2 separate regions of the Homo sapiens genome follow, and region 2 is linked to region 1. The links are chromatin contacts, found by Hi-C or POLR2A ChIA-PET in ENCODE. All regions are on one chromosome and are shown on one strand. The core of a region is the stretch at or near the end of the contact, and the rest is flanking DNA. Distances in the headings are between cores, read along the strand shown.

Region 1 (3,004 bases), core at 87-2,586:
AGCCTGTGAGCCCCTTGAGGAGAGAGACTGTGTTTTTTCATCTCTGCAGCCCCGGCTCCCACCTCAGTGCACACCCTGCAACGGCGCACCATCTAATGGTTAAAGACTGAAGAACGCAGGAGAAGAAACACTGCTTATCTTCCGTATGACTGCAAAAGAGAAAAACCAATTTAGTATTTGCATGAAAGGTTTCCATTTACAACTGGTTAACTGTGCTTAGCATTAGACAGTACCTCTACTGAAAATTCAAAGTTTGGAGGACACAGTGCTCTAACCTTTAGCCCTTGCTACTCCTTAAGTCTGGCACAGATTCCCGCTTTGATCAAGAATGAAGGGTTAGCCGGGCCCGGTGGCTCACGCCTGTAATCCCAGCATTTTGGGAGGCTGAGGCAGGCAGATCACCTGAGGTTGGGAGTTCGAGACCAGCCTGACCAACATGGAGAAACCCCATCTCTACTAAAAATACAAAATTAGTCGGGCATGGTGGTGCATGCCTGTAATCCTTGCTACTTGGGAGGCTGAGGCAGGAGAATCACTTGAACTCAGGAGGCAGAGGTTGCAGTGAGCCGAGATCGCACCATTGCACTCCAGACTGGGCAACATGAGCGAAACTCCGTCTCAAAAAAAAAAAAGAATGAAGGGTTACTATACAAAGCATTCGTGGAGGGGGCCACTTTTTAGAAACTTACATCCCAAGGCTATCTTACAAGCCCTAATTTAAGTCTCTCCAAACACCCACTTCTTAAACAGAAACCTATTTTCCAGAAACTGCTTATCTCTAAATACAGAAAAAGACTATCTCTTCCCCCCACCACCGGAAATATTCATACCAACGCTCCCTGAAATAAGGAGTTTCTAAAAAGGCAAAGAAATGGAACCAAAACCAACCACAAAAAGGTACACACTAGAAGTGTTCAGAATCTGTAGGTGGGGGCTGGGCACAATAGCTCACTCCTAGAATCTCATCATTTTGGAAGGCTGAGGTGGAAGGACTGCTTAAGGCCAGGAGTTCAAGACCATCCTGAGAAGCATAGCAACACCCCATATCTACAAAAAATAAAAAATTAGCCAGGCATAGTAGTGCGTGCCCGCAGTCCCAGCTACTCAAGAGGCTGAGACAAGAGGACTGCTTGAGCCTGGGAGGTCAAGGCTGCAGTGAGCTGTGATCACATCACTATCCTCCAGACTGGGAAACAGAGCGAGATCCTATCTCAAAAAAAGGAAATTCTGTGTGAAGGATATACATGTGTGACATTCCTTACAGTGTCAAGAGGGCAAGAACCATGAACTATGTTCTACAGTACATAGCTCCATTGTAGAGCCTCAGAAAGCACCCGGCCAAATCAAGAATGCTTCTATTTAGTATTTGTCAAGCAGGCATTTGAAAGCTCAGCTAAGACCCTGGTTAGATACACTATTTCCTTCAGTTCATAGATAAGACACGGGCTCCTCATAAATGTCAGATGAATGCAGATGCAGAACTAAAATTCTGCCATAACCCACTTGCTATGCGGAGCCCGTTAAACCCTCCTCTTGTGTGTTACTTGCCAGGCACTAGCCCCATTCCCAGCTCCATTCCCAGAGGTTATCTCTGCTGATCCTCACTTCCACCTTGCAGGGAAATTTTATCTTTCCCATTGAATAGCATTCTTAGACTTCAGATAAGTCTAAGGAAAAATAAGGATTTTTTCCATCATTAACACCTGGTTTGCCTCGGGGAAAGGCAACCCCTTCTCTCCAAAATGTCCCAATAATTGAGCACATGTTTCTGGACCAAATCAAGACCCTTCGCCACAGGGCTTCTCAGCAAAACTGAGTGAGAAGGACAAGGAATCCCATCTGCACGGTTCCCTACCCAGCAGGCCCTGGGCACACTCATATCCAAGTCCTCAAACACCCTGTTCCACACCCAAAGTCAGCCCCGGGCAAAGACCCTTCAGGAGGTGAAGCCCTGCCAGTTCAGGAATGGATCACAGTCAGAATCCCTAGGCCACTTCTCAGGACTCGGTAAAAAATAACCACAACTTCCCCTGCACTTAGTTCCTCCCCAGAGAGCTGTTGAACCTCATCTGGAAACAGCTGGGAGGCAGCAGCTAACAGGAAATCAAACAACAACAACAAAAAGCAGAGTGTACCACGGAGAGTTAGACAGCTAGAACGAAGAGGCCAGAGGACAGACAGGAAGTTGAAGTTAGAAAGAACCTAGGCCAGAAACAGTCACACAGAAGAGGAGACCCAGCTGGCCTTTCTCAGCTCGGGCAGGAGGGGAGGACCCAGACAGCCGGCAGGGAAGGCATGAACCCCACCAGGATGGAAGCCAGACAGGCTCTGAGGTTAAGTCTTCTTTCTGCCCTGCCCCCAATCCCTTTTTTTCTTTCTTTCTTTTTCTTTTTTAGAGATGGGGATCTTGCTACATTGCCCAGGCTGATCTTGAACTCCTGGGCTCAAGCAATCCCCCACCTCGGCCTCCCAAAGTGCTGGGACTACAGGCATGAGCCACCACGCCCCGCGTTGCCTCCGATCTCAACCTTCCTTCCCTGAAAGCCAGGTAGCAGTTCTCACTAGGAGAGCTGGGGTCAGAAACTCACCTTCCTCTAGTTTCTTTCTGTGCCACAGACTACAGCCCAGACAACTGGTTTTGAGTCATTTGTCTGTCATCCATACCAAAGTTCTACACTGCCAACTAAACTCAGCACTGGACAAACCAGCCTCACACAGACAGACAAAGGGCATCTTCATGAGAAATGACTGGACAGATCCCATCCGAGGGCCTGTGGTGGTAGACCTTAGGTGGCCGACCTTAGGCAGCAGGAGACCTTAGGCACAGGGAAAAGCAGCGAAAGTGAGAGAGCCAAGAGAGCAAGATAAGCTTCTTGCACCAAACTGATGGTGCATTTTGCAATCAAGAAAGTTAACTGAGCAACGGCCAGCTGCCAAAATATTTTTGAGAGAAATGAAAAAAAAAATGCCATTACTAAAATTATTTGGTGTTGTTTAATAAGCC
Region 2 (2,990 bases), core at 381-2,880, 270 kb before region 1:
GCTGGGAGGTGGAGGTTGTAGCGAGCCGAGATCACGCTACTGCACTCCAGCCTGGGTACCATTGAGCACTGAGTGAACCAGACTCCGTCTGCAATCTCGGCACCTCGGGAGGCCGAGGCTGGCGGATCACTCGCAGTTAGGAGCTGGAGACCAGCCCGGCCAACACAGCGAAACCCCGTCTCCACCAAAAAAATACGAAAACCAGTCAGGCGTGGCGGCGCGCGCCTGCAATCGCAGGCACTCGGCAGGCTGAGGCAGGAGAATCAGGCAGGGAGGCTGCAGTGAGCCGAGATGGCAGCAGTACAGTCCAGCTTCGGCTCGGCATCAGAGGGAGACCATGGAAAGAGAGGGAGAGGGAGACCGTGGGGAGAGGGAGAGGGAGAGAGGGAGAGGGAGAGAGGGAGAGGGACCCAATTCATTCTTTAATAACCAGAATGACTTCATGTTACTGTGTGCGCTGCTGTTGGGCTCTACACATCTAGTCAAGCCTTGGAATCTGATTTCTCATCACCAACCTCATTTCCTGTGCATGTTGATTTTTGCATCATACTTTCATTTTCGTCATGGGAATAGCCAAAACCCAGCTTTGAAAGTACATGATGTTATTGAAAGGACTGTAGGACAATCTAATGAGACTGAATTGCCTCAAACTAGTAGTTTGCACAGAGTCCAGCAGATGTCGCTGTGTTTCTCTTGAAATTTTAAAACATCCTACAGTGCACTGGTGAGTTTGCTCAGCACCCTGGGGCATCTCTGCACATGGTTTGGGAACCACACATTTAATGTATTCAGGAAGAAATATTAGCAAGAGAAGGTATAATTTAGCTATATAATGAAATTGGAAGGTCAAGGTCAAATGGTTAAAAAAGACAACAGGAGTTTCTTCCTGGTATGTTTAAGTAATTTCAAGAACAAAAGGTTGATTCTTTTGTAGTTCTCAAGTTGCCGAGTTATTAATTGAGGAAAGATCCTCGCTGTAAGTCTGCATCCTGTGCATCTTGCAGTAAGGGCCTAGGGAAACCGATGAAGAGAAGAGCTTTCAGGCGACAGCTGCAGCAGCTCTGACTGCAGAAGATGAAGTCAAGGCTGACTTGATCTGGAGCCAGCAGTGGCTGAGCAGATGGCCTTTGGCGCGGTGGCTCACACCTGTAACCTTAGCACTTTAGAGTTCGAGAACAGCCTGGCGAACATGGCAAAACCCCGTCTCTACTAAAAATATAAAAATTAGCTGGGCGGTAGTGGTGCACGCCTGTGATCCCAGCTACTTGGGAGGCTGAAGCAGGAGAATCACTTGAATCCAGGAGGTGGAGGTTGCAGTCAGCTGAGATCGCACCACTGCACTCCAGCTAATTTTTGTATTTTTAGTAGAGATGGGGTCTCATCATCTTGGCCAGGTCTCAAACTCCTGGCCTCAAGTGATCCACCCGCCTTGGCCTCCTGAAGTGCTAGGATTACAGGCATGAGCCACCGCACCTGGCTGATCTCTTTACGTTGATGTATTCTTTGTGAGATTTATAGACAGAAGGCACACACTGTCTTGTGTTTTTGAGGAAGCCTTTCCTAATCCTGGCCAGCCTGCCAGCTGGAGCAGCGCCCTTGCTTTGCCGAGCAGATGCCCGCCATGCATGCATCGCGCCTCCCTCGCTTTTCTGACAGCATCATCGCCCTTCATTTCTCTAACTTTCCTTTACAGTTGACTGAAACCTCCTCCCGTTACGCCAGGAAGATCTCCGGTACCACTGCCCTCCAGGAGGCCCTGAAGGAGAAGCAGCAGCACATTGAGCAGCTGCTGGCGGAACGGGATCTGGAGAGGGCGGAGGTGGCCAAGGCCACGAGCCACGTGGGGGAGATAGAGCAGGAGCTAGCTCTGGCCCGGGACGGACATGACCAGGTGAAGTCTGGACCTTGTTGCGGAGATGGTGATGGTTTCTAAAGCCACTGAGGAGCCGAGAAGCATGCCCGGTGCTTGGCACCGAGGAGCTAGACTTGAGAGCACAAGAAATGGGTGTACATTTCTTTGCTGTGCTTGTTTGAAAGCTACAGTCTGGGGTGCCAGTTTCCATGATCACAGAGATGAAGTTTTGTTCTTGATTCGACCTTAGTGTTTGGTCTTTGTGTCCGGGTCTTTTGGCCTGTCTGTGTTAGGCCAGCTTGGTTACTAGGGCCTTACCAATGATTGATTATAGCTGCTGTTTGTGGATTACTCTTAATATGTGTTTCAGCTTCAAAAAAGATGAGAGGTGTTTTAACATTGTTCTTTATCACTTTCATCATCTATCTTCCAGGAAAGCTGTTGAGAATAACCTATTAAAATAGAGAAAGCTTTTTAACATAAGGTTTTAGAGTAACGCCCACCCACCATGGTGACCCACAGCTCTTTGGAGAAGTATCACTGGGTCTGTATCTGGGTCAGAAATAGTCCATTTACCGACATTCTTGCCTTCCCCAGCATGTCCTGGAATTGGAAGCCAAAATGGACCAGCTGCGAACAATGGTGGAAGCTGCTGACAGGGAGAAGGTGGAGCTTCTCAACCAGCTTGAAGAGGAGAAAAGGTGACCCCAGACTGTTTCCTGGTGCAAGTGTGGCCTTTCCCCCTTTTTTTTTGTTTTTGAGACAGAGTCTAGCTCTGTTGCCCAGGCTGCAGTGCAGTGGTGCAATCTCAGCTCACTACAACCTCTGCCTCCCAGGTTCAAGCAATTCTCCTGCCTCAGCCTCCCAAGTAGCTGGGACCACAGGAATGTGCCACCACGCCTGGCTAATTTTTTGTATTTTAGTAGAGATGGAGTTTCACCATGTTGCCTAGGCTGGTCTCGAACTCCTGAGCTCAGGAGATCCATCTGCCTCAGCCTCCCAAAGTGCTGGGATTACAGGTGTGAGCCACCGCGCCCAGCAGCCTTTTCATTTTCAATGACCTCAGAAGAAAATTTCCTATTAATAATCATGTTGGTATCAACCCTTAGAACCAAAGGAATGACTATGTGTCCAGCAG

Evidence for each region. Hi-C counts contacts between places; a loop is a spot of excess contacts on that map. ChIA-PET counts read pairs that join two places held with the same protein, here RNA polymerase II (POLR2A). Pooled maps may share reads with other maps.
Region 2: a pooled map shows a loop between it and region 1 (3-fold over the local background). The contact joins two enhancer-like sites. A Hi-C loop is called at or near these places in 1 of 50 pooled maps. POLR2A ChIA-PET finds 5 or more read pairs at or near these places in 2 of 52 experiments (CD4-positive, alpha-beta T cell and OCI-LY7).

What each region holds. Positions count from the first base shown.
Region 1 is chr12:122,081,048-122,084,051 of GRCh38, reverse strand. All of the region lies in intron 1 of MLXIP (MLX interacting protein), which reads right to left. Among named protein-coding and RNA genes, the nearest start is that of MLXIP, 3.8 kb to the right of the region's middle. RefSeq lists enhancers at 1,020-1,069, 2,677-2,726, 2,797-2,846. Within about 2 kb of position 1,336, at least 4 of the 41 ENCODE cell types and tissues checked have a DNase peak (open chromatin) inside an H3K27ac peak, as active enhancers do.
Region 2 is chr12:122,354,016-122,357,005 of GRCh38, reverse strand. CLIP1 (CAP-Gly domain containing linker protein 1) reads left to right here. Exons shown (of 26, transcript NM_001247997.2): 6 at 1,694-1,891; 7 at 2,450-2,553. Among named protein-coding and RNA genes, the nearest start is that of CLIP1-AS1, 40 kb to the left of the region's middle. Within about 2 kb of position 1,630, at least 3 of the 41 ENCODE cell types and tissues checked have a DNase peak (open chromatin) inside an H3K27ac peak, as active enhancers do.